Linked DNA regions of Homo sapiens: regions 1, 3, 4 and 5 are each linked to region 2. Evidence: chromatin contacts called from ENCODE Hi-C or POLR2A ChIA-PET data. All regions are on one chromosome and are shown on one strand. The core of a region is the stretch at or near the end of the contact, and the rest is flanking DNA. Distances in the headings are between cores, read along the strand shown. Region 1 holds the start of SOS1 (SOS Ras/Rac guanine nucleotide exchange factor 1). Region 2 holds the start of YPEL5 (yippee like 5). Region 3 holds the start of HNRNPLL (heterogeneous nuclear ribonucleoprotein L like). Region 4 holds the start of SRSF7 (serine and arginine rich splicing factor 7). Region 5 holds the start of ATAD2B (ATPase family AAA domain containing 2B).

What was found. A loop is a pair of places that touch in the nucleus more often than their neighbours do. ChIA-PET counts read pairs that join two places held with the same protein, here RNA polymerase II (POLR2A). Pooled maps may share reads with other maps.
Region 1: a map with no recorded cell type shows a loop between it and region 2 (18-fold over the local background). The contact joins the promoter of SOS1 here to the promoter of YPEL5 in region 2. A Hi-C loop is called at or near these places in 2 of 37 single-sample maps with no recorded cell type and 4 of 50 pooled maps.
Region 3: a pooled map shows a loop between it and region 2 (7-fold over the local background). The contact joins the promoter of HNRNPLL here to the promoter of YPEL5 in region 2. A Hi-C loop is called at or near these places in 4 of 50 pooled maps. POLR2A ChIA-PET finds 5 or more read pairs at or near these places in 3 of 52 experiments (PC-3, T-cell and endothelial cell of umbilical vein).
Region 4: a loop to region 2 is called in a pooled map, with 8 times the contacts of the local background. The contact joins the promoter of SRSF7 here to the promoter of YPEL5 in region 2. A Hi-C loop is called at or near these places in 3 of 50 pooled maps. POLR2A ChIA-PET finds 5 or more read pairs at or near these places in 2 of 52 experiments (CD4-positive, alpha-beta T cell and T-cell).
Region 5: a map of naive thymus-derived CD4-positive, alpha-beta T cell shows a loop between it and region 2 (28-fold over the local background). The contact joins the promoter of ATAD2B here to the promoter of YPEL5 in region 2. A Hi-C loop is called at or near these places in 1 of 168 maps with a recorded cell type or tissue (naive thymus-derived CD4-positive, alpha-beta T cell) and 6 of 50 pooled maps. POLR2A ChIA-PET finds 5 or more read pairs at or near these places in 1 of 52 experiments (WTC11).

Annotation. Positions count from the first base shown.
Region 1 is chr2:39,117,837-39,122,850 of GRCh38, reverse strand. It overlaps SOS1 (SOS Ras/Rac guanine nucleotide exchange factor 1), which reads left to right and starts at 1,800. Exons shown (of 23, transcript NM_005633.4): 1 at 1,800-2,515. The coding sequence starts at 2,429. RefSeq lists a silencer at 1,931-2,650 and an enhancer at 2,851-2,930.
Region 2 is chr2:30,145,364-30,150,322 of GRCh38, reverse strand. YPEL5 (yippee like 5) reads right to left here and starts at 3,316. Exons shown (of 3, transcript NM_016061.3): 1 at 3,261-3,316. RefSeq lists silencers at 2,203-2,642, 2,933-3,102, 3,133-3,712.
Region 3 is chr2:38,600,484-38,605,136 of GRCh38, reverse strand. HNRNPLL (heterogeneous nuclear ribonucleoprotein L like) reads left to right here and starts at 2,209. Exons shown (of 13, transcript NM_138394.4): 1 at 2,209-2,699. The coding sequence starts at 2,511. RefSeq lists silencers at 2,030-2,099, 2,320-2,369, 2,390-2,489.
Region 4 is chr2:38,749,174-38,754,175 of GRCh38, reverse strand. It overlaps SRSF7 (serine and arginine rich splicing factor 7), which reads left to right and starts at 2,815. Exons shown (of 8, transcript NM_001031684.3): 1 at 2,815-2,947; 2 at 3,982-4,162; 3 at 4,471-4,647. The coding sequence starts at 2,920. RefSeq lists an enhancer at 2,311-2,370 and silencers at 3,231-3,330, 3,541-3,730.
Region 5 is chr2:23,925,477-23,930,507 of GRCh38, reverse strand. It overlaps ATAD2B (ATPase family AAA domain containing 2B), which reads left to right and starts at 3,385. Exons shown (of 28, transcript NM_017552.4): 1 at 3,385-3,953. The coding sequence starts at 3,738. It also overlaps a transcript of UBXN2A not described here. RefSeq lists enhancers at 2,859-2,948, 2,535-3,451, 4,209-4,258, 3,452-4,370, 4,469-4,718 and silencers at 3,119-3,448, 3,649-3,728.

The DNA.
Region 1 (5,014 bases), core at 551-3,050, 9.0 Mb before region 2:
GAGGGCTGACCGGGCGCGGTGGCTCAGGCTTGTAATCACAGCATTTTGGGAGGCCGAGGCGGGTGGATGACGAGGTCAGGAGTTCGAGACCAGCCTGGCCAATACAGTGAAACCCCATCTCTAATAAAAATACAAAAATTACCTGGGTGTGGTGGCAGGCGCCTATAATTCCAGCTTTCATTCCACACACTTTGAAAGTGGGGAGTTTTTCAAATGTAAACCAAGTATGTATATTTTTATTTTTTCAATAAAACAATAAAGATGGGTCTCGCCAGCCTGGTCTCAAACTCCTGAACTCAAATGGTCCGCCCACCTCGGCCTCCCAAAGTGCTGGGATTACAGGCGTGAGCCACTGCGCCCGGCCGGTCTGTGTGTATGTGTGTGTGTGTGTGTGTGTGTGTGTATATTTTTTTTTGAATTGAAACGGAGTTTTGGTTTTGTTGCCCAGGCTGGAGTGCAGTGGCATGATCCCGGCTCACTGCAACCTCTGCCTCCTGGGTTCAAGCGATTCTCCTGCCTCAGCCTCCCAAGTAGCTGGGATTACAGGCGCCCACCACCATGCTCGGCTAATTTTTGTATTTCTTATGGAGACAGGTTTTCACAGTGTTGGCCAGGCTAGTCTGGAACTCCTGACCTCAGGTGATCCATCCGCCTCGGCCTCCTAAAGTGCTGGGATTACAGGCATGAGCCACCTCGCCTGGCCGGCCTGTGTATTTTTAAAGGAAATAACCTAAGAGTTGTTTTTCCAGATTTTCAAAGAGGTCCTGTAAAGATTAAGAACCACTGAACCTTTCTCGTTTATGTGATCCTGGTTACTGTTCTCAGGAATAGCAGGACACAATGTCAGCTTTAACCCAGGCTAGTTCCTCTAAACTGCCTTCTTATCGGTGAAATGAAAATAATAGGGTTGCTATGGGGATTAAATGAGATGATACTCAAAAAAATGATAATTAATGATAAATCATAAGGTGTCTGCCACAAAGTGCCCCTATTATAAACAAACAGTGGCCTGGAGGGACAGTTTATAAATACTGCTCCTTTAGCATTCCACTAACATTGACTGAGTGCCTGTTCTACACTGTGTAGAGGCCCTGGTGAAAAAGATCTGCCTTCCAGTTTATTATCTAGTCGAAAGAACCGCAAAAGATAACAAAACACAATAGACTGAACGCCCTGAGAGGGGCATAAGTGCAGTGCTCTAGGAGCTGTAAAAGAGGTCTCGATATCCACTGGAGGAAAGTGCTTACTGGAGTTCATTTCTGGAGTGGGTTTAAAAGATGAACAGAGGGAATCTAAAACATTCACACAAAATCAATACTACACGTACACATTTTATTATTTTGTGGAAAGACCACTTAGAAACACCGCAATCACTTCTACTACTCAGCAGATACTGAGCAGTAGGTTTCGTGACAGAGCACCTGTCTTTTGTCCAGTCTGTTTACTATACATTGCGTGCTCTGGGCAGTCCTTATCTTCGTGTTCAGGAACAAAGTACACACACCCCTTTCCGAAACGAAGGGCCCAGGGACTCCGAGAAGGGTGGGAGCCCTCACGGCCAGGCCACACAATGGGGAGCCTCTTTACCCTAGTCATCACCCACCCTTGCAGGCCCCACTTTGCCAGGGTGCGACTTCTCGGGCCCCTTCGCCCCTCCCCTGCAGCCCCCAGGAGCGCAGCCACAGCCCGGCCGGGCGCCCTCCCTGTCTCTCTCTCTCTTTCTCTCTCGAGCTTTCCTCCTCCTTCACCGGGAGCCGGAAAACCCGGAGCGAACCAGCCCAGCACGGCAGCGCATGCTCAGTAGCGAGCAGGTTCAGTTCGCTAGTAGGAAGCTCCAGCGCTACACCGGCGGCGGCGGTGGCGGCGGCGGCCGCGGCGGCACCTCAGGGCAGCCAGATTCCCCAACAACGACCTCCGGTCCTTCCCCTTCCCCGCGAGACCTCCGCCCCAGCTCCGCCCCGCCCGGGGCTCTTGCGTTTCGGAGTCCCAACTACGCGGAGCGGGCGCCGCGGCCGGAGCGTCCCTCCACACGTCCTCCCCCAGCCGCCAGCTCCGCCGCGGGGCCAGACCGGGCCCGGGAGTGCAGCCCCGGCGGGCGGGCGGCGGCCGCGGCAGAGGGCAGCCCGGGGCGGCGCCGGCGGGCCGGGGAGGGGCGGGGGGCCTGGCCCCGGGGCGGTGGTGCGGGATGCCGCCGCCTCCGGGCCGCGTCCGTTCTCCACGGCTGGTACCTGTGTCGGGTGGGTGGCCAGGCGCGGGCCTCGCCCCCCAGCCCCCTCGCCAGGGCTAGCCCGGCTGCGCGGCGCCCGGAGGGGGCCGGGCCGTCCGGTGGGGCCGCGGCCCTGTTCCGCGCTGCGAGCTCGCCCTCTCGCGGCTCCCTGGCCCGGCCGCCGCCGCCCCTCTCCCCGCCCAGAGGCGCCCCGGGGGCACCATGCAGGCGCAGCAGCTGCCCTACGAGTTTTTCAGCGAAGAGAACGCGCCCAAGTGGCGGGGACTACTGGTGCCTGCGCTGAAAAAGGTGAGGAGCACGCGGGACCCCGCTTCCCGGCCGCAGCCCCCCAGCGCGGGCGCTGGGGAAGGGCTGGGGAGGCGGGGCGCGCGCAGGGCCGTCTTTCTTCCCGGTCTCGCCGCGTCTCCAAAAGGACGGCGCACACGGAGAGGCCCCCCTCATACGGCTGGCTCTCGGTGTTGACATCCACCGGGTGTGTGGGAATGCCGCAGGGAGCCGGGGGGAGTTTATCCGGATAATCCAACCCCTGAGAGGTGAATGCTTTGCCCTTTGATTCCAGGACAACAACAGTTGGAGGAGCCTCAGTTTTCAGCGGAGGTCAAAGCAGGCCACTTTTCCGTCTTCTTGGTCTTAGCCCGGAGCTGCTGTCAGCCTACCGTTTTAGGTGTCCAGTACGCTGGTTTTAGTGGCTTGAGAATGCCCTGGCCGTAAGGCTTGCTCAAAGGAATTGCGAGCTCGCCTGCCAGTAGGAACGTGGCCTGCTCTGCTCGCCGTCAGTATTCACTCCTCATTCTCCTGGTTTCCCCCGCTCCTCCGATTAACAGGGGCTGGTGCACATGCTACCAATTTCAGGGGGGTTTTGTTTTGTTTTTGCAGCGTTCGAGATTCTTGGTGCTGTCATTTGGCTTGTTAAGAATTTTTAGCCTTTGTATGTTTAAGTTTGCTACATTGTTACCTGAAGTTACATACCCCCGATCTGTGCTTTTAAATGTTTTAGTATAATTAGGAAGTGTTCTTACGTTTTTAAAGCTTCTAAAGCAGCAGTGTGACAACCAGACTATTTTTGTTTTCTTTTCTTCATTTACCTTTTCTGTAAAGATTGCTTTACTCTTCTAATAGTGTTTCTAAATCCCAGTTTCTTGCTGCTCAAAGAATGTTTCATGCTAACTGCTTCTACTAAGAATGGAGATTATGTTTTACCTTTTATGCTAAACATTAAAAGGTGTCTGATATTTCTCAAAGGCCAGTAACTTTTACTTTCCCTTTTGCCCTGTTCTCCTCCGGTCCCTCTTGCTGTCTTACAGTGGAAACTATTTGGTTTTTCAGGAGAATTTGCTCATATATTTCTGGCTTAAATTACGGACATTTTCCCCTTCAAGTGTCTGACTAGTCACAAACATCTATGTAATTTTTTTTAAAAAACAGAAGAAAAGATGCCATATATCTTACATACTTTACTCCTTAGAAATCCCTTCAGGCTCTCACTCCTTACTTTTGCTTTACTTGCAAGTTTGACTTCTTAGCTTGTAATGGAAGGGGTGTAGGAGGTCTCTGTGATGCTAGAAGCTGGTGTCCGGATAGAGTAAGGGGAGACACGGAAATTGTTTAAAAACGTGTAAAGGAACTCATAAAGCATTGCCAAATAGGGGCCATTTTGCTTAGAGGCAAAAGCAGCTCCTTTCCCAGGGGAATCACCAAGGTATCAGCTGAGGATCCTTTGAAGCAGTGGAAAGAATATTGTAGGAGTTGACAGACGTTGTTTAATTCTGCCACACTGGTGGCCCTTGCTGAAATCTGTCCACAAAAGCATTTTGTTTGGCTGGCATAGTGTTGTTTTATTTTTAAATGTAATTAGTTGCTAATATTTGAAAATGGGAGATATTACATAAAACCTGAATTTTCGGCTTTTCTTGAAGAATAGGAAGGTCTTGTCATTTAGGGCCTGTATTCAAGCGAGGCACTAAACTGCTGGAGTTGAGTAAATGGCTCCCTTCTTTAGACAGGTCATGTATCTCCACCTTACCACAGCCCCCACTTGTCCTTTTTGCATATTTACATAAAACAGCTTTTGACTTTAAGTTAGAGATACTTTTGCAGTAGAAGTGATAGGAGGAGGTGGAAGTGTACATAATCTAGCTGATATGTAAGGTTCTTCCAATTCTTATTTAAATAGCCACTAACAATGATTCTAAACAAGATTGAAAATACAGTATGTTTCATATCTGGATATGCTGTTGGTAGCTCAAAACCTACGTTTTTACTTGCCTGCTGGACATTTCATGTGGATATCTCCATATCTTGATTTCTTCCTTTGATTTGTTATTGAATTATTCGTAGATACATCCGACTTGTGTTCTCTTACTCTTACCTGAGGCTCTTTGGATATGCTAGTCCCTTCATCCTTCTTTGCCTGGTCCAACACTACTCATCCTTCTAGACTCACTCAACCTGAACTGTCAAATCATCAGGGCTGAGTTGGATATTACTCCTTTGTTTTCTTTTTGCACCCTGTCCTAGCTCTGTGAATTTTAAGTTCCTATTTACTTGCCTATAACTAGATTGGATGCTCCTTGAGAACAGGGATGATATCTTACCCACATTTTATTCCCCATACTTATAGTGCTTGACATCTGGTAGGCACTCAATTTGAATAAATAGGTGAGGGGATATACAAACTAAAACTATCACTTCTCTCCTCCACCTGTCATTTCAGTTTTTCTTCTCGATTAATGGCTTTATTGTTACATTTGACTGGTTTAAAATGTTGGGGTCATCTCTGGCTTCTTT
Region 2 (4,959 bases), core at 2,067-4,566:
CGGTGCCTAGCACACAGTGAATGCTCAATAAAGGTCAGTAAAACTAGATTATCTTCTTCAACATTCCCCATCCCAACTCACCCTATGACAGATGAGAAAAGCATGGCTCACAAAGGATATGAAACAATAACAATTAACTGGCTTCACTTCCTGCTAATTATGCTAAAGCTAAGCAACCAGGTGATAGAAATCAGAAGCTGGAGGAAAGTTAGAAACCTTCTGAAGCATGTCACAGTTCTGGGTCTTAAAATAGGTACTTGTTGTCCCTATAATTAATAATCCAGTTTGGTTTCAACCCTGGTAAGTGGAATTAGTCAAGGGAGGCACCACTTCCCAGCCCTAAAAATACCAGGGAGGGTAGGTATCTATTCGCATCTCATAGAACCTTCTGACGGAAAAACACCCAGTTCACAGATAAACTTTTCCTTAGTAAATGAAACCATCGCCTCAGGGCATTTCCATAGAATACACACTTCACCAGATCCCCAGTGTTGGACAGACCACAGTGGGTTTTCCATTGCATCAGAAGATGGGACAAAGGCAAGGTACAAAGACTGCTGCAGGGAACTGAGTATGCAGGCATCTAGCGCAGAAAGGGTTAAAGGAACCTGCCCCTTGCAGAGGTGGTTTTGTTTCGCAATGACTCTGCTAAAATGGAATCCCGTGGAAGCCAGCTTTCCTATCTCGTTTTTAATCTCTTCCCTCGCCAAAACAAAGGATAAAAACCCAAATAACTTTTAAGAGTGCTGGGTTGATTACTATAATAATCAGCACTTACTGCTATTGTAATTTCATCAACTCTTTATACTGAGTTGTGACTAAACGCTATTAAAAAATCTACATGGGAAAACAGTTTGATCCATACAATCAACTTTCCAATTTTTGTGCAAAATATATAACAAGCTAAGTTTTCAGTGACACAAGCAAGCTCTGCTTTCCTCTTGCAGTACGTGACCAGTTTACTTTGCTGTGTCAAATGATGTCCTGTTGTGGAATCAGGTCTTCATTTGCAGTACGTTTTAAGGATATATTTTTGTTCTCCCCCCTCAATAATGCCTTATTTTTTCCTGTTTTGTTAGATGACTTTCAAGTTCACTATATTTCAATAACACTTATATTTAAATATTAGAAAATAAGACTAGTCATTTCACTCAGGAAACCTTGTGTGTTAGTGCACAATCTGAGTTGGTCATCCCCCGCTAAACCCTAGCAAGACAATTTCATGGTCTCGTTTGTTGTGATGCAATACCAAAAGCCTCTAACTAGATGGATTGACGTGTAATTTACCTGTCTGGCTTCCCGACTCAAGTGTCAAGTAGCAACTTCAGGTCTAGCTAAGGTTCAGTTCCTGCATTACACTGACATTACTACACAGGATTATCTTAAAACTGACACTGATCTCTATAGTTATTCACCATTAAACCTAGAATGATATTTTAGGCACACATATACCTAGGACTACCTTCATGTCTCGTGGACTGTTTTTCAGAGGGTAGTAGCTGCTTTAATTACTTCTTTTCATAATTTTTGGCCTTATTTCCTTTCACTTTTTTCTAAACCTGTTTATTTTTCTCATTACTTAAATAGAAAACAGAAAAGGGAAATTAGTCTAGAGAAAAGTTCGCAATGATCCAACCAGGTAACATTATTTTCCAAGCTACATATATTTTACTAACGTCTCATAACTTGCTAAAATTATTGCTCGACTTTGTCCACGACTTTTGATTAAGTTATAAGCTTCTAGAGAAACTATTCTAAATTCTTTGTACTTTACTTCTTACCTAACCCAGTACAAGTATGCGATAAACTTTCAGGAAACGAATTCACCAAAGCACTTCACTTCTGGCATGAATATGTACCCTGGGAACACCACAGGCCTTTTGGTTCCTCTTTGGTGGAATGCAGCTGCGACGCTCTATATGTGGCTATGCAAAGTTAGCTAATATCCTACTCCTCCCAGTTTCTTCACCACCAAGTCTACTAATTTTCCAAAAACACAAGGTTAGCCCGAAGTTACTTCAGGTTTTCCATCTGTCAAGACGACGTAGAATAAAAATCCTCAGATTACCAACAGATCTCTGTAAACAGAAAAAGTTTAAAAATAAATGAGCTGTACAGCTTCCCAGACTCTCCCTTGAAAGGGAGATTAGTTGGTATCAGGATTAAACAGATCTTTGTAGTATTTCAATTTCCCACTCCCGCTGATCCGGACACTCATTTGTCCCATCTACCTGCAGAGAAGGTACAGGAAAGGGGTTGCAAGGGCACGCCCACCCTCCCGACTGCAAGCGGAGGGAAGGCCGCAGCCCGAAGCTGGCGGAGCTGGGCCGGCCCGGGCGACCCCCGGGTGGGCTCACCCGGCAGCCGCAGTGGGGCCCGCGAGCGCCCCCGCCGGCCCAGCTGATGGAGGCCACGTGACGCCAGCCGGCCAATCGGGAGGGACCGGGGCGGCAGAGCGCGGCGGCGGCGGTGGCGGCGGGGCCTCCCTCGGCACAACAAACACGAGCAGGAAACAGCTGAGCGGGTGGCCGGGGGGCTCTCTTGGTCCCGACACCCGGCGGGCTGCCCAACCGTCACCCTGCGCTGTCAGTCCCGGGTCCTCTGGGCAGGAGGGCGGGGGAGGCGGACGTTCATGGGGGGGAGGGGGCAAAGGGAGACACCGCCCCAGCCCGGTGGCTGGGCCGCTTGGGCCGGGCGTGGGCCCTGCTCAGGACGGTTCACGCCGTGCGGTCATCGCGGCCCAAACAACTCGGTCAAGTTCCGACTTGGATTCGGGGCGGAGACCGGGCGCGCCCCCGACTATGCGACGGGTGGGGGCGGGGCAGCCGCGGCGCGGCGCGGCGGGTTGGGGGTCGCGGCCAGACCGTCCGCCCAGGGGGCGCCGTGGGCCTCGGCGGCGGGCCTCGGAGGACGCGACGGGGAAACGGGGCGGAGGCGCGGGCGCCGCGCGGAGGGGTTGCGGCTGTTGTCGCACCGGTCGCCCGGCTGCGCGGCGGGGGCGGGCCGACGGCGGCCGCCGCGCCAGGCCTCACAAAGAGCAAACAGCCCCGCGCGTCCGCCCGCGGTCCCAGCGCCGGGGCCCACCCTGAAGGATCTGGGGCGGCCGCTCTGGGACCCCGGGAAGAGCGCGGCGAGGAAGAGGCACTTCCTGCCTGGGCCCCCCACCCTGGGCCGATTCCCGAGTGCCTCGAAGCCGCCCGACCCGAACGGGCGCCTCAGTCCCCACCGGCCCCGAGTCCAGCCCCTCCCGCGGGACTCACCCTGAGCGGCGGTGAGATCCGCGGCTGCCAGCGGCTTGTCGCTCTTCAGCTGGTATGAAGCCCCTCGGCCACCCGAGTCTCCAGGTTTAGTCAGGCCCTGGCCTTGGCCCCGCCTCTCCCTGGTTGGGCCTCAACGTCAGTCACCCGGCGTGGCTCCGCCCCCCCGCAGTCAGCTCTCCCGGTTGGCCCAGAACGCCCTTTATTTCTAGGCCCCGCCCCTGTCCTCGGCCTCCTGCCTTTTTCGCGGGGCCCCGCCCCTTCTCTGGCTCACCCTCCCCCACTCCCGCACCCCTCCGCTTCGCGGCCCACCCCTCTCAGAAGCCGCAGACCCAGGGCAGGCTTGCGACAGCTCGCCCCGCCCCTGACCCAGCACCTCGGACTCGTACAGCCAATCAAAGAGGCTAACTCTGCCCCTTCTCTCGAGGCGGCCAATGTAGTCAGTCTGGGGACCCACCTCCCCCTTTCAGCTGAGCGCACACAACACAGCATCCACGTGAGTCAGCTTCTTAAAGGCGAAGGCTTGGCCTGTCTAATTGCGGCAGCTGCGAGACATCGCACGTCATTAGCGTCACCAGGTAGCGGCTGGAGCCGAGCTTCCTGATACCTAGTGAGCCGCGGTGATGACAAATGAAAACAATAAGCTGTTTCCTAGACAAACAGCTGCCTAGGTAACTAAAGTGCACCGTGTAATTCGTTTCTTGGAGGCCGTTTCCCCGACCACCCCTGGTAGAGGGCTGCCTTTTGCTTTCAAACCCCTAGCCCTCGAGTCTAAGCGCATAGGCACTCCTAAGAAACATCTGTGGATACAGGATTTTTCAACTGCGCTTGACTTTATTTACAACTCATTTGAATGTTTTTTCTGGGTAGTGGAAATGATTCTCAAAAAGATGAAGAAATTCAGTCTTCTATATGGCGAATTTCTGCCTCAGAGAGTGAGATTTGTTCATTGCAAAGAGCAGCTGTTCCCTTAACCCTTATCAATGCTTAAGATGGAAGATGTTGCTTCTCATTCCATTAGAGTTGCCCAGGTACTTACATCTCTGTTAGCTGACTTTCGGGATAAAACCAAAATATTTGATGACGCATACCTCTCAGATTAAAAATGTAGGTTAGCATTTGGGGCTAGTTTGCAACATGTTTAAAGTCATTATTGGTGGAAGAGAAGCTGCTAAGCAAATTCTAGCACTTGACTCCCGCTCATCCCCAAATCCACAAGTATTTTCATTTAGTTCGTCTGAAGTTTACCTGAGCATCAAAGGCAAAAGGACTAGTTATCTTTTAATAAGTGAGTTTTCCAGGAGATAAGTTTTTTTGTTTGTTTGTTTCAGACGGAGTCTTGCTCTGTCGCCCAGGCTCGAGTGCAGTGGCATGATCTTGGCTCACTGCAACCTCCGCCTCCCGGGTTCAAGCAATTCTCCTGCCTCTGCCTCCTGAGTAGCTGGAATTACAGGCGCACACCACCACGCCCGGCTAATTTTTGTATTTTTAGTAGAGACGGGGTTTCACCATATTGGCCAGGTTGGTCTCGAACTCCTGACCTCGTGATCCGCCCGCCTCGGCCTCCTGAAGTGCTGGGATTACAGGCATGAGCCACTGTGCCTGGCCAGAAGTTTTAAACATACAGTATTTTAGTTTATTTTCCTTTCTATTTCTTTATTTTCAATTAACAATATTTAATATAAAAGTTACACGTTTATTG
Region 3 (4,653 bases), core at 960-3,459, 8.5 Mb before region 2:
AATATTTGGAAAGTTTGTATAAGGCCTAGTAAATCCAGTTGTGAGTGAATAGAATTTACCAAACTAAATTCACCTAGCATATGAAAATGTACATAAAACAAAATTAACAGGTAGTTGCTCATACTTAACAAAAAGATATTTAGTGCTTCTCATCACACTCAATTATTTCACATAATATTCTATTGTTTTCTTTCTCCTAAAAAATAATTGTTTTAAGCTCTCAGCTCTTCTCTTTTAATTTGAGCAAACTAAAAATATCTTGAGAATGGCCCATCTCACCTCATCAAAGAAGTTTCCTTTGTATCAAGTTTATTAATTCACTCATCCTTTCCTGATCTTTGATACTGAGACTGCTATAAAAAGGACAATGGATGCTAAAGATAACACGTGAAGTAGGTTTGTTAGACCTTTTTTTTGACCCTTGGTATCTTCAGCTTTCTGAAGGCCAGGTAATGTCTGCATTCTGAATATGTTAGGGGACATATGAATCCATAGGACATATTTTAAGCAGAATTGTATCATTGTTTCCCTTGTTGCTATTTTACTTTCCCAAACCATTGCAGAGCTTTTTGCCAATGACATTTTCTCATCCGCAGCCAGCTCTGCCACTCTTTTGCTATTTCTTCTGTCGACTTCCATTTTAATTTAAAAAATAAATTTATAATTTTTTTAGTTCTGTTTTGTCAATGTATACCTGCAGCCGCACACACATTTGATTATAGCTGCATAGTGTGGAAAATCTTGCAATTAGATTCCAAAATGACAGCCGGTGTAATTTACAAAGTACAAAAGTGTTATGTTAAAGCACTCTCAGCAATAAATAAAAATAGCTTTTTTGGAGGAGGAAATAACTTTGGAGAGAACTAGGCTGGAGGAGGAAGCAATCTACACTCTTAGGAAAGGAAGAGCCACATCTAGGAAAGCATCCGAGGGACAAGGACAACAGAAACACAAGAGGCTCTTGATCTCAGGCAGTCCTCCAAGAGGCACCTGACAGAGGGCAGTTAGGTTGCCTTGATTTGCCAGTTTCTGTCCTGAAAGATACACTGGACCTTTATTTCCCAAGGACTACTCATTCAGCATTGTTGAGCACCTAAATTGTGCTGGAGATCGCACAGGAACTGGGCTTGCGAAAATGAAAATTGCACACAGTTCCTGTCTTCAGGCGCTCACAGAGTTTTTAAAACAGAACATCTTAAGAGGGAGTTATAAGGGGCCCTGTTGCAAAAAGAGAGCAGCAACTAAAATCTTGGAAAAGCCCTCAGGACACCACAGAGGAAGCAAGCTGTGATCACAGAACTTTGAAAGGCTTTTGTATCTTTCGACAATAAATGATCAAGTGAAGTAAATACATTGTCCAGAAGAGAAAGAATTGGGATGGAGGATGAGATTTTATATGGAAGGATTAAAACATATTTAACTGGAGCAGGGACTTACAGGGACAGGCAAGTCAGTAAAGGGCCCAGGTTACAAACGAGTTATAACCGATCAGACCGACGAGCGCCCGCGTGCAGCGCCTCCTGCCGACGCGCGCCTCGCAGCCTTCAGTCAATGCTGACAGCTGTTCTCCAACACCCAGCTAGGGGCGGGAGGGTCCGCCCACTTCTACCAGATTTTGCACACAAAACAGTGGAAAGACCATTCTCATGGCTCCAAGCCGTTTTCTCCCTTCATCGCCTGCAATTTTAGGGCTTTTCGGGGGGTATGACTGCAGGGATTTTAGAGGTTTTTTTCCTCATTCTCTTTTTAAGAGGTGATAAAAAGCATTTAAATTAGCGGCAGGGCGGTTAACACCCGCAGCCCTAGCCTCTCCGCACTTCTCGTCGCTCGTCCGTGTTCACTCCACGCCTGGCCTCGGGTAGGAGCCGCATAGCGCCAACGGTTGCGGGTCGCAACTACTCCCAGGCGGCGCGCCTTGCGCGCCGGGCCTCCCAGGACCGCGGCGAGTTCAGAAGGCGCGGGGAGAGAAGTGAGGTCGAGCAGCGGGCGGCTTTTGACGAACGGCCCTCACAGCCAATGGGAAGCCCGGTCGACTTTCCCGCCCCTGCCAATAGGGAGCAGAACCCGGGCCGGGGGGGGCGCTTCCCGCAGGCTGCGGCTGGATTCGATCCTGCGCGACGGCCGCGAAGGCGGGGGCGGAGGCTCGGCCTGCGCGGCTGGGAGCGGCTTAGGGGAGGAGGGAAGACCGGAAGCCACGGTTGCGTCCCCATCCTTAGATTCGCTCCTCCGGGCAGGGAGCGGAGACGGAGGAGGAGGAGGGAGAGGCTGAATGTTGGCTCGGTAATTGAGAGGAGCGGCCGCTCCAGAGCTTCCTCCCGGGGCGCCCCCCTCAGTCCGTCCGCGCTTCTCAGCCGCCAGTCTCCTGGCCGCGCAGTCCCCGCGGACGGCCGGGCCGCGGAGACCCTCGCAGAAGAGGCGCTGCCGGCGGCGAGGACTGGCCGGCGGCATCCGAGGCGCGCGCCCCACCGCCACCCCCACCCGCCTGCCAGCCGGTCCCTCCGGCCGCCGCCATGTCCTCCTCCTCTTCCTCCCCCAGGGAGACGTACGAGGAGGACCGGGAGTACGAGAGCCAGGCCAAGCGTCTCAAGACCGAGGAGGGGGAGATCGACTACTCGGCCGAGGAAGGCGAGAACCGCCGGGAAGCGACGCCCCGGGGCGGGGGCGATGGCGGCGGCGGCGGCCGGAGCTTCTCTCAGCCGGTAACAAAGCGCGGCCCCCCTGTCCGCTGTGCCTGGCTGCTCCCCGGGAAGCAGGGCCTCGGTGCGGGGCCTCCCGCTTGCTTCAGTTAGCCTTTTCCGCTGCGCCGACCCGTTTGGGGAAGCGCCCACTCTTCTCTTTGGGGCTCGTATTCTGGCCTCTACCTGTTTCCCGCATCCCGACTGCGAACCCGGCGCCGTCCTGGCCGCAGGCCCCGCAGCGAGTCCACTGCCGGGCCCTGAACTTGGGGAGGGTCGCGGCGCGGCGGCGGCGGCGGGGAGGCGTCGCTTCCGCTCTGGGGGGTTTCGCGGCTCGGGGAGCTCTTTGTTAGTTTAACTCCTCGGGCTCGGGGCCAGCGTCGGGACCACCGGTTCTCTTCAGTCCCTCTGCCCGCAGCAGCCGCGCGTTGGTCACCATCCCGGGATGGTTGCGTCGGTTCTACCGGGAGCTCTCTCCGCCTCGGTCCTATGGAGACCCGTAATTAAATAACAGATTATGCCTTGGCGTTCACATGCTAGTTCCCTTGAAGGTTTAATTTAAAAAATTTTAAAATTAAACTCTTTATAAGCATGGCGTGCATCCTTTGCTCTACCCAATTTTGTGGATTACTCAGTACACTTTTTACCTCTTCGGTTACAACACTTCAACAGAAGTGTTGGCAGCTGTTGGTACACCCCTACCTTCAAGTAAAACAAATCTTAAAATTACTAAAGTTTTTCATTGGTAATTTATTCCACATTTGCCCCATGAAAGGATGAAGTGAGCTCAGGGTTGCATTAAACACACATTCCTAGAGCCAGGTCTTTCTCTTACCAGAAATGTTAGGGGGAGGCAGAAGGAATGTGATCATTTTGTCCACAGCAAGTAGTTAGCTTCAGTTGGATGGAGACTTTAAGGAAACAAAGCGGAGCAAACGTTATTGCCCTTTTTTGGTGCACTTAAGCGGTTTTAATGACTTAGATGTTATTTAAACATTTAACACATGAATTGTGATTAATTCTGCAAACTTTAACAGAATTACGAAACTGTACACATATATCCTACTATTAGGTTAAAAGGGTTTTTACCTTACCTTTTAAAAATAAGACGCACATTAGAAGCCCTTTATAGCCGTTTGAATTTTTAAATAATAAAAAAAAAGGCTGGTCAGTCACCCAGCGTTGCAGTTTCCAGTTACCAGGATGTGAGAGCAAACTTTGCAACACATTTAAAAAAGGAACTTTTTCTCTCAGTCTTGTTACGGTGTTAGCTATTACTTTAGATTTTTGTGCCGAGCTATTTGAAATATTCAAAATGTAACTTGGAAGTGTGAATAAAGGAAATGGTTTTTTCTTAGGAAGTTTCAGTTCAAAGCCAACTCTGTTGTGGAAATTGGAAACAGGAATATTATAACTGATATTTCGATGTATTCGATCAGTGTACCTCGTTGCTAGAAATCTTGCTTGGGTTTTTGTGCAGCATCATGAAATGTCTTCAGGCATTTTGGAAAGATACTTAAATCAGATTATAAAAATTTGTTTTTGAAAACAGATAAAGCATTAAATCAATAGTATTATTTTGGATGTTGGGAAGAAAATAACATATAATTAATGTATCCAAAGCGAAATGTGTGGAGCGGTGGAAATGGCACTGAGTAGGGCTTGGGGGTGGTCAAGAGTCTAGGCTTAGCATACAATTTTTTTTTTTTTTTGAGAGGATCTCACTCTATGGCCCGGGGCTGGAGTGCAGCAGCTCTGGAGTGCAGCAGCTCGTGATCACGGCTCACTGCAGCCTTGATCTCCCTGTCTCAAGCGATCCTCCTACCTCAGCCTCCCGGGTTGCTGGGACTGGAAGCCTGCATCACCACGCCGGGCCAATTTTTTTTTTCTGTGTTTTGTAGAGAAGGGGTTTCACCATATTGCCAAAGCTAGTCTCTTAACTCCTGGGCTCAAGAGATCCACCTGAGTTGGCCTCCCA
Region 4 (5,002 bases), core at 1,566-4,065, 8.6 Mb before region 2:
TATGTAATTAGCTTATTGAACACCTGTCTGCAAGACAAGCATGTCTGTGAATCAGGATTTGAAAGCAATTGGTTATAAATTTTAAAACTGCTTCTGTTTACTATTACTTGCTTAGAAATTTCTTTAGTACAACTATAGACTTTGTTTTGTTTTGTTGGTAGAGATGGGGGTCTGGTTCTGTTGCCCAGGCTGGTCTCAAAGTCCTGGCCTCAAGATATCCTCCCACCTCAACCTCCCAAAGTGCAGAGATTACCGGCATGAGCCACAAAACCTGACTTAGACTTTGTATTCAGAGTCAAAAAAAGTTTATTGGAAAAAAAAAAGTTTATTGAGGTTTATTAGGAATTATACAGTATAACATGCACTGTCTTTCAAGCAGTTATCTATGCTTGGCTCAACAGTAATTTTCTTTTTTTTTGAGTCGGAGTTTTGCTCTTTTGTTTTGGAGATGGAGTTTCACTCTTGTTGCCCAGGCTGGAGTGCAATGGCGCAATCTCGGCTCCCTGCAACCTCCACCTCCCGGGTTCAAGCAATTCTCCTGCCTCAGCCTCCCAAGTAGCTGGGATTACAGGTGCGCACCACCACGCCTGGCTAATTTTTTGTATTTTTAGTAGAGACGGGGGTTTCACCATGGCCAGGCTGGTCTTGAACTTCTGACCTTAGGTGATCCGCCCGCCTCGGCCTCCCAGAGTGCTGGGATTACAGATGTGAGTCACAGCGCCCGGCCTAGGAGTTTTGCTCTTGTTGCTCAGGCTGTAGTGCAATGGCAAGATCTCAGCTCACCACAACCTCCACCTCTCAGGTTCAAGCGATTCTCCTGCCTCAGCCTCCCGAGTAGCTGGGATTACAGGCATGCGCCACCACGCCCAGCTAATTTTGTATTTTTAGTAGAGACGGGGTTCCTCCATGTTGGTCAGGCTGGTCTCGAACTCCTGACCTCAGGTGATCCGCCAGCTTCAGCCTCCCAAAGTGCTGGGATTACAGGCATGAGCCACTGCGCGCGGCCTCAACAGTAATTTTCATAGCTTCTTAACAGAAGAAAGTCAACTTAGTGAGGCTTTACAGAATTTATATTTTATCTTTCAGATACCATATAATCTTTTTTTTTGAGATGGAGTCTTGCTCTGTCGCCCAGGCTGGAGTGCAGTGGCACGATCTCAGCTCACTGCAACCTCCGCCTCCTGGGTTCAAGCAGTTCTCCTGCCTCAGCCTCCGGAGTAGCTGGGACTACAGGCACACGCCACCACGCCAGGCTAATTTTTTGTATTTTAGTAGGGACAGGGTTTTACTGTGTTGCCCAGGCTGGTCTCAAACTCCTGAGCTCAGGCAATCCGCCCGCCTCGGCCTCCCAAAGTGCTGGCATTACAGGCGTGAGCCACTGCGCCTGGCCCCTATATAGTCTTTATAATTATTGTTTAATTCTTTTGAGAAGAACCTATAGATCTTTATAATTATTGTTTCTTTTGAGAAGAACCTTGTTAAGAAAAAAATCACCAAGACTAAGGGAGAACACATATACTCTACAGAGCTTCTATTTTCTTCTTAGAGATCTTCCTGAGAGAGATTAATTCTCTCCATAACTTAATCAACGTAAAAAATATGCATAAAATCATAGCATGACCTGGAAAGAATCCATGCTTTATTCACCAACTAGGCCTGCTTTCCCTGTACTCTCCATTCCACACCTATACTCACCAAATGAAGTTGCAAAAGACGAAAAAGATAAAAATGCAAATACCTAAATGTCTTTTTTTATGTACATTTCCAACTTTTGTGTATTCCAAGAATTTACGATGTAATGTCTATGTTTCTAGCAAAAAAGAACTTTTTCTCTATTTGTAGTTGGTGTCTAGAGCAATTCTAATGTAAAGAAGTTTTGCATTTATTTGGTACTGTTGAGTGGCTGAGCAGCAAGGCTGCTATTTCCACTGAGTGGAGATACACAAAGATGACTTAGGAGTCCCAGTCCTCAGGATCGGAGTATTGGTGGATCACACGTGTTACAAAGCAGAAAGCATTAGGAAAAGCAAATCAGTTACTTTGAGCTTCAGATGCAAATAATTTCCAAATTGTCACTGGCCAAAATGCTTTAAACATTCAGGGTTTTGTCACAATTTCAATATAAAGGGGGGAGGGGGGAGCGGGACCCCACAGCTCTATTCCTTTGTCTTTCAGACTCCAAGAACTCAGACCGTGGTGGTGCAAACTGGTGACTGGTTCAAAAGAAGTTGGAGGGGGCGTGTAGGACAGGAGGCTTTACCACCAGTCCCAGGGTGCGTCAAGGTCTATGGTGTAAAAACCACTACTCAGAATGGCGGGGTTCATGGACTTTTCACCATGGCCAAACCTTCGATTACCTCTGATGAGCCCCAAAGATCAGAGTAGCTGACTAGGCCAGGTCCCCCAGCAGAAGGGCGCGACGGCTGCAACATCAGCGGTTAAATTGTACAGCCTTTCATAGGCCGGTCTAATGCATCCGTACTAAGATTGTTAAGGCTGAGGGTCCCTAGCCTGGGGAAAAACGAAAGGAGGCAGAGGGTAGGGAGACGGGAAAGAAGACAAGGAGGGTGTAGAAAACGGGGAGAGGAGGGGGCGGGACAGCATGGGGAAGGCCTCAGGTTTACTGGAGAGATCGTGGCGTTCCCATAGAAACGTATCCCTCCGCCCATGACCCGCGTGTTAGTCTCTTCAGTTCCTTCCGCGTCGTTTCTTGGCTGTTTCCGCCCAGCTCCTTTGTGCCGCGCAGAACAACGAGATGACGCATGCGCAAAGCGCAGCGGCCGCATATATAAACGCGAACCCGGGCTCTTCCTCGTAGTGCCGCCGGGACTCTTGGCGGGTGAAGGTGTGTGTCAGCTTTTGCGTCACTCGAGCCCTGGGCGCTGCTTGCTAAAGAGCCGAGCACGCGGGTCTGTCATCATGTCGCGTTACGGGCGGTACGGAGGAGGTAAGAAGCTGGAGTCCGGTGAGGGACGTTGGTGTGGGTGTAGTGAGCACTGCGAGGCCGTAGGGTTGTCGCGGAGGTTGGGAGACGGTTATTCCGCGTGCGTAATGGCGGCTTAGGAGCACGCCAGACGAAGCCGGAGGCAGCGGAGGCGGGGTGCTGAAGGGAGACGGGATGGCGGGTGTACATCTCTGCCGAGTTCCGTACTCTTGGGCATTTTTGTGGCCCAATCCAGCCTAAAGCAGGGTTGAGATGACGGTTTTCGCGTTGCCTTTCTCGGAGCTGCCCGCCGGCCCCCCTCCCCCCCCGCCCTCGGCGGCGGCTGCCATTTTGCGCACATTGAGGACCGTGGTGGCGCATTTCCTCAGCGCTTTCCCGCCACTTCAGCGGACAGATCTGGCCGCAGCTGTAAGATCGTGGTTGTGTTTGAGATAGAACGAAATTGGCAGCTGTGAGCTGCATGTTCTCGTCAAACAATCGGTTAAATTGCGGAATGGGAATGGGGACGTAATCTGCGACTGGCGGCTGGGTTTTTTTTAGTTATTTCCAGCGCGGTTTATGGCTCTGGGGCGGGGAGCTGGAGTCTTGGGCGAGCCTGTGCCTGGGACGTTTGCCGCGGAGGACGAGAGCCGGCGCAGCCCTGCTCTCCTGGCCCGGCCCCTACCGAGGCCCTCCCGCCGCCGACGCCGCTGCCGCTGCGGGCCCGCGCGCTCCCGGTGCGCCCGGGGCTGCCGGGACTCATGGGTGGGGCCGGGCCAGGTTCCGCCCCACGCCTCGGTGTATCCTACCACGCGTTTCTGCTTGTGTTCGGGAGGGTCACCCCGCATTATTTAGAACGTTAAGAATTTTGTCAAAAGTCTAGTTTCTCAGGGATTTGCGGACTTTCACCAGTTTTACGACTAAGTTTTGTCTTGGATAGAGGGCATTAAATGTGCTTTACCCAATCTTGAGGATGGCCCGTTTTAAGGCAAATAAGTAATTGAAACTTGGGCCAGATTTTGCGTAACGTGCATTCTTCTATTTGCGTTTTTAAACAGAAACCAAGGTGTATGTTGGTAACCTGGGAACTGGCGCTGGCAAAGGAGAGTTAGAAAGGGCTTTCAGTTATTATGGTCCTTTAAGAACTGTATGGATTGCGAGAAATCCTCCAGGATTTGCCTTTGTGGAATTCGAAGATCCTAGAGATGCAGAAGATGCAGTACGAGGACTGGATGGAAAGTAAGTAAGATGTTATGAATCTTCTGTTCATTAAAATATACTGTGGCTAGATAATGAACTTAGTGCTAAATTTGGATTCTGAAGTCTGGAAGAGACCTTAAATAGCTGGTCATAGTGTTAAATGCTAAAGGCACACGAAGGTTAAAGAAGATAGCGGAGATGGAGTTAGGGCTTGGTAAAGACCGCCAAAGTTTGTTGGGGGGGAAGGAGTGGTTGGAAAGAGTGAGTGGTTGGAAAGAGTTCTTTTTAAATCTATAAGTCCTGAATATATTTTTAACTTTAGAATTTTGTTAATTTGCTTTTATTAGGGTGATTTGTGGCTCCCGAGTGAGGGTTGAACTATCGACAGGCATGCCTCGGAGATCACGTTTTGATAGACCACCTGCCCGACGTCCCTTTGATCCAAATGATAGATGCTATGAGTGTGGCGAAAAGGGACATTATGCTTATGATTGTCATCGTTACAGCCGGCGAAGAAGAAGCAGGTATTTATTTTAATAAAGGAATGGTTGGTATTCTAGTTAATCAAGTAATTCTTTTATTAGCAAGGCAGAAACTAGTGTTTTTCTATAAACTTGAATGTTAATTGTACAGGTGTATTTTACAATTTTTGTTTAATTAAAAAAATGTTACTATATTAATAATCAACCTGGTCAAAACCTTTCAGGTTTCTTCGTTTGAGTCAGTCGCCTTGATTCAGAATGTCACGAGCCTTATGATATCATGCTGAGGCGCCTTGCAAATCCGACAATTAAGATCCTCCTAGACCTTGAGGTGATCAGCATAAGAGGCCAGATCCCCTCGAGTCATCTACACCTAGCTTCACCTTATTCTTTAAAG
Region 5 (5,031 bases), core at 2,136-4,635, 6.2 Mb after region 2:
ACCTCTCAGAGGTTTTCCCTAAAATCCCTGCTGGAATTAATGGTCTCTGCCTCATTCTTTCTTTTCACATTGTATTGCAGTTTACTGGTTTCTTCCCTATCTTATTCATTCCCTCTATGTCTGTGTGTTCTTTGAGGATTTTTAAACGTTCTTGATTTTTAAAAATCTGTGTATTTCCTGGCCTAGCAGAGTACCTAATACCAGTTGGATTTATTTATTTACTTATATATTTTCTAGAGACAGGGACTCACTATGTTGCCCAGGCTGGTTTCGAACTCCTGGGCTCAAGCTCAGTTGGATTTAAAATTAACATTTGTTACCTCCAGGCGCAGTGGCTCACACCTGTAATCCCAGCACTTTGGGAGGCTGAGGCAGGCAGATCACGAGGTCAGGAGATCAAGACCATCCTGGCTAATACGGTGAAACCTCGTCTCTACTAAAACTACAAAAAATTAGCCGGGCGTGGTGGCACACGCCTGTAGCCCTAGCTACTTGGGAGGCTGAGGCAGGAGAGTCGCTTGAACCTGGGAGGCGGAGGTTGCAGTGAGCCCAGATAGTACCACTGTACTCCAGCCTGAGTGACAGAGCAAGACTCCATCTCAAATAAATAAATAAAGTTAACATTTGTTGATAGTAAATGGTATAGGTTATGGTAACTTGGCCTTCCCAATTTAGGACTACAAAAACAAATAAACACACACAAAAAAGGAGGAAAGCACACAAATCCTTTGTATATAATTTGCATACCACACACCTCTGCAGGACACTAGCCTTTTTATTTATTTATTTTTTTTTGAGATGGAGTTTTGCACTGTTGCCCAGACTGGAGTGCAGTGGTGCAATCTCAGCTCACTGCAACCTCCGCCTCCCGGGTTCAAGCGATTATCCTGCCTCAGCCTCCCAAATAGCTGGGATTATAGGTGTCTGCCACCATGCCTGGCTAATTTTTTGTATTTTTAGTAGAAATGGGGTTTCACCATGTTGGTCAGGCTGGTCTCGAACTCCTGACCTCAAGTGATCCGCCCGCCTCTGCCTCCCAAAGTGCTGAGATTACAGGCATTAGCCACTGCACCCTACCCTTTTTTTTTTTTTTTAAATATTTTTTTGAGACAGGGTGTTACTCTGTCACCCAGGCTAAAGTACAATGGCATGAACTTGGCTCACTGCAGCCTGGACATCCTGGGCTCAAGTGACTGATGGCGCCTCAGTCTCAGGAGTGGCTGGGACCACAGGCACCACACCCAGTAGTTTCAGCTACCAGGGAGGCTGGGGCAGGGGGATTGCTTGAGCCTGGGAGGTCAAGGCTACAGTGAACTGTGGTTGTGCCACTGCACTCCAGCCTGGGTGACAGAGTGAGACCCTGTCTCTCTCTCTTTCTTTTTGGCAGGGAGAGGATCTCACTATGTTGCCCAGGCTGGTTTCCAACTCCTGGTCTCAAGCCATCCTCCCGCCTCGGCCTCCAAGTGCTGAGAATACAGGTGTGAGCTACAGTGCCTGGCCCAAACCAGCCTCTTTCCACAGGAATTGATACTTGTTTATGCTGCTCAGTGATGTGATAGCTACTTGACCCAGGAAAATCCAGGTATGGTTCCATTATGAGGAATCCCACCCATTAAGACATCAACTCTAAGTGGCAGGTGAAGTGTCCAGGAGAGGATGTGGTATGCAAATTGTGTCAGAAGGATTTATCTATTCTGGAATCCATACTGGTTCCCAAACAAAAAAAATTGTCATTTCCAGTGTTGTACAGTTTTTTGGAATGATTGGGAGCTTAGATGGCCAGAATGCTCTAAGTTTGATGCCATTTGGTCATTTTCAGGACTTTTCCTGAGTTTTCAATTTTTCTTAGTTTAATAAACAGTTTAATAAACTCCTGCCCAATAAACAGTAGGCTATGTCTAATGTACTGTGAATTTTATTTTTTTTTTTTTGAGATGGAGTCTCATTCTGTCACCCAGGCTGGAGTGCAGTGGCACGATCTTGGCTTACTGCAATCTCTGCCTCCCGGGTTCAAGCGATTCTCCTGCCTCAGCCTCTCAAGTAGCTGGGATTACAGGCATGCACCACGACACCTGGCTAATTTTTTGTATTTTTAGTAGAGAGGGGGTTTCACCATGTTGGCCAGGTTGGTCTCGAACTCCTGACCTCAAGTGATCCGCCCGCCTTGGCCTCCCAAAGTGCTGGGATTACAGGCGTAAGCCCGGCCTGTACTGTGAATTTTTGAAATGAACCTAATTCCTACTTTACAGCAGAGCTTTTCTTTCTTTCTTTTTCTTTCTTTCTTTCCTTTCTTTCTTCCTTTCTCTCTCTCTTTCTTCTTTTTTTTTTTTCTGAGACAGGGTCTGGCTCTGTCATCCAGGCTGGAGTGCAGTGGCGTGATTTCGGCTCACTGCAACCTCCATCTTCTGGGTTCAAGTGGTTCTCATGCCTCAGCTTCCCGAGCAGCTGGGATTACAGGTGCCCACCACAACACCCATCGATTTTTTGTATTTTTAGTGGAGACAGGGTTTCACCATGTTGGTAAGGCTGATCTAGAACTCTTGACCTCAGGTGATCCACCCACCCCGGCCTCCCAAAGTACTGGGATTACAGGCTTGAGCCACCGCACCCGGCCTACAGCAGAGCTTTTCATATGAATTGTGTGGCTTAATTTTTTTTTCTTTGGAAGTTAAATTGCAAATGCTTTATCTGTGGGTTCAGCTTTTTGTATTCTTAATTCTTCAGCGGGCCGGGGGCAGGGGGCGGCGATAGAGGCGGCTCTTACAGGGTACTCATTCTTTGGCTCCGCCTTAGATCTGGCTAAGGGGATAGAAAACGACCCTGCCTCGCTTTGTTTAAAAACGCAGAGTTCTAGCATGGTGTTTCCCCCCCCCCTTCTCTTCTTAAGCTTACCAAGTTCCAGATACCGCCCAGATGAATTTTTTTTTTATCACAGCTGTCATTCTCATTTCTACAGGCATGAAAAGTGCGACTCAAGTTCAGTGTCTTGCCTCGGGTAGCTTGGGGATTCCCAGTCAGCTCCTCGCGCCTTCGTCGCCGCTCCCCTTCCACCCCGCGCCTTCGCCGGCCGTCCCCTGCTCCATCCAGGCCACGGGGGTGACGGTGGGGTCTGGGGCATTCAGGCCTGGCTGGGCATGAGGGCTTCAGGCCCAATTCCACGCCCGAACTCGTCCTGATTAGTCTGGCTTTTCTGGTCGCCCCAGCCCTGCGGTCGGGGAGAGCTGGAAACCACCGAGCTGACAGCCTAGAGCGTCGCTCCCCGGCCGCCGAGCGCTGACGCCGCGCCGGGGGCGGGGCAGCTGGAGGCGGCAGGGAGAGGAGCGAGCAGCCGGGAAGGGCTGGCCGGCTTCGCAGCGCCCCGCCGTGGCTGCGGCCGGAAGCGGTCTCGTTGGCCCTGCGGCGCTGGAGCCTTGACGCACGGAGCTCGAGAGCGAGAACGGGAGAGAAAGGGGTAGAAATGGCGGCTCCGCTCGGCTCCCGCTGAGGAGGGCGAAGCCGGCGGAGTGTCTGTGCTGCCGGTCTGCAGCACCGCCCCCGCTTCCCGCACGCCGCCTGCTCACGCCGACTTCCCTTCCTCTGCCCGGCTCTCTCTTGTGCTCGTCTGCGCTCCGCACGCTCCGGGCCGGCTCGTCTCTCATTGCCCGGCTCGGCTCCGCTGGCCCTGACTGACCGGCCGGCGGGCCGGCCTTGCTCGGCTCTCCCGGGCGCGGCGTGGACTCCGTCCCCCTGGCTGGACCATGGTGAACACCCGGAAGAGCTCTCTCCGCCTTCTCGGGTCCAAGTCTCCTGGTCCCGGGCCTGGGCCTGGGGCCGGAGCAGAGCCTGGGGCGACCGGAGGCAGCAGCCATTTCATCTCCTCTCGGACCCGCTCCTCCAAGACCCGCGCCGCCAGCTGCCCCGCCGCCAAAGCCGGGGGAAGCGGTGGCGCCGGCGTCACTCTGGATGAGGCCAGGGTAAGAGCGCGGCGTCCCGAGTCCGGAGGCTCGGAAGTGCCGGCCCTGCTGCCGGGGCTTTGTCTGGCCGGGTTGGGGGTAGGAAGCCTACAGTGGAGACCGCTCGGGCGGCTGGAGACAGGGTCTGCGGGCGCGGTGGAGGGTGGCACCCAGAGAAGGGCCGCGACGCTGGCCCCTTTGCTTTTCAAGCTGGCCCGGCTCTTTTGTGTGAAGAACAGCCCTTGAGTCCAGGGGAGAGGGCTTTGGGGGTCCCTTTCGGCGTCATTCGAACGATCTGCTGTCCGTGTCCTTGTCCTGCCCCAGAGGGGAATTCTAGCGGGGAAGCAAGAGCGAAGGGCCAGAGCCCCTGGGTGGAAGGGTTGGAGAAGTGAAAGTTTTCTGCGGTGTCAAACCCTTCTTGAAAGTGTGTCAGTTCCTGCCGCTGTCTAACTCCAGCTTACTCTCAGTTTGGGGGTGGTTCAAGTTGGTGAGGAAGTGAACAGAGAGCTCCAGTTGGCAGCCAGGCAGGGATGCTGAAAAAAGTTTGTAGCTGCTCTGACACCAACTTTAAAAACAAAATCAACGCTATCGCCTCTCCAGGCAGGAGAGATCAAACATGATATTATAGCTGGGGAACCAGCCAGCTAGCTCACCAAGGTGCTAGTAGGAACCAGAGCTTTCAGGTCACAGAAGGAGCACGTCGAAAGAAACAAGTGGAATGTTTCGGATAGTCAGCACCATCATGCCAAAACTGTGTGGTTTCTTGGGTGTCTACATTTTTGTTATGGGACTATATTACAAAAGGTGAATGAACACCATAGTCATGCAGTTGCAAAAATGACATTTAAAGACGCTGGTGATTGAATTAAAAAACTGATTGAAAGATCTTGAAATTTTATTACCTACATTATAAAGCTAAGCACAGATATTTATTGTTTTAAAGGAATTGACACGTTTGTTTTACTATGAGATTGTTTCTGAATTCAGAGAAGAGTGTATTGCTTCTGTCTAAAAGAGGTTGACTTGCTAAGTAATTTGGCTGGAAAAAGCTGTTCATTTAAAATGCTCCTTTAATTCCACACCATTTTGTGGTTCTTAT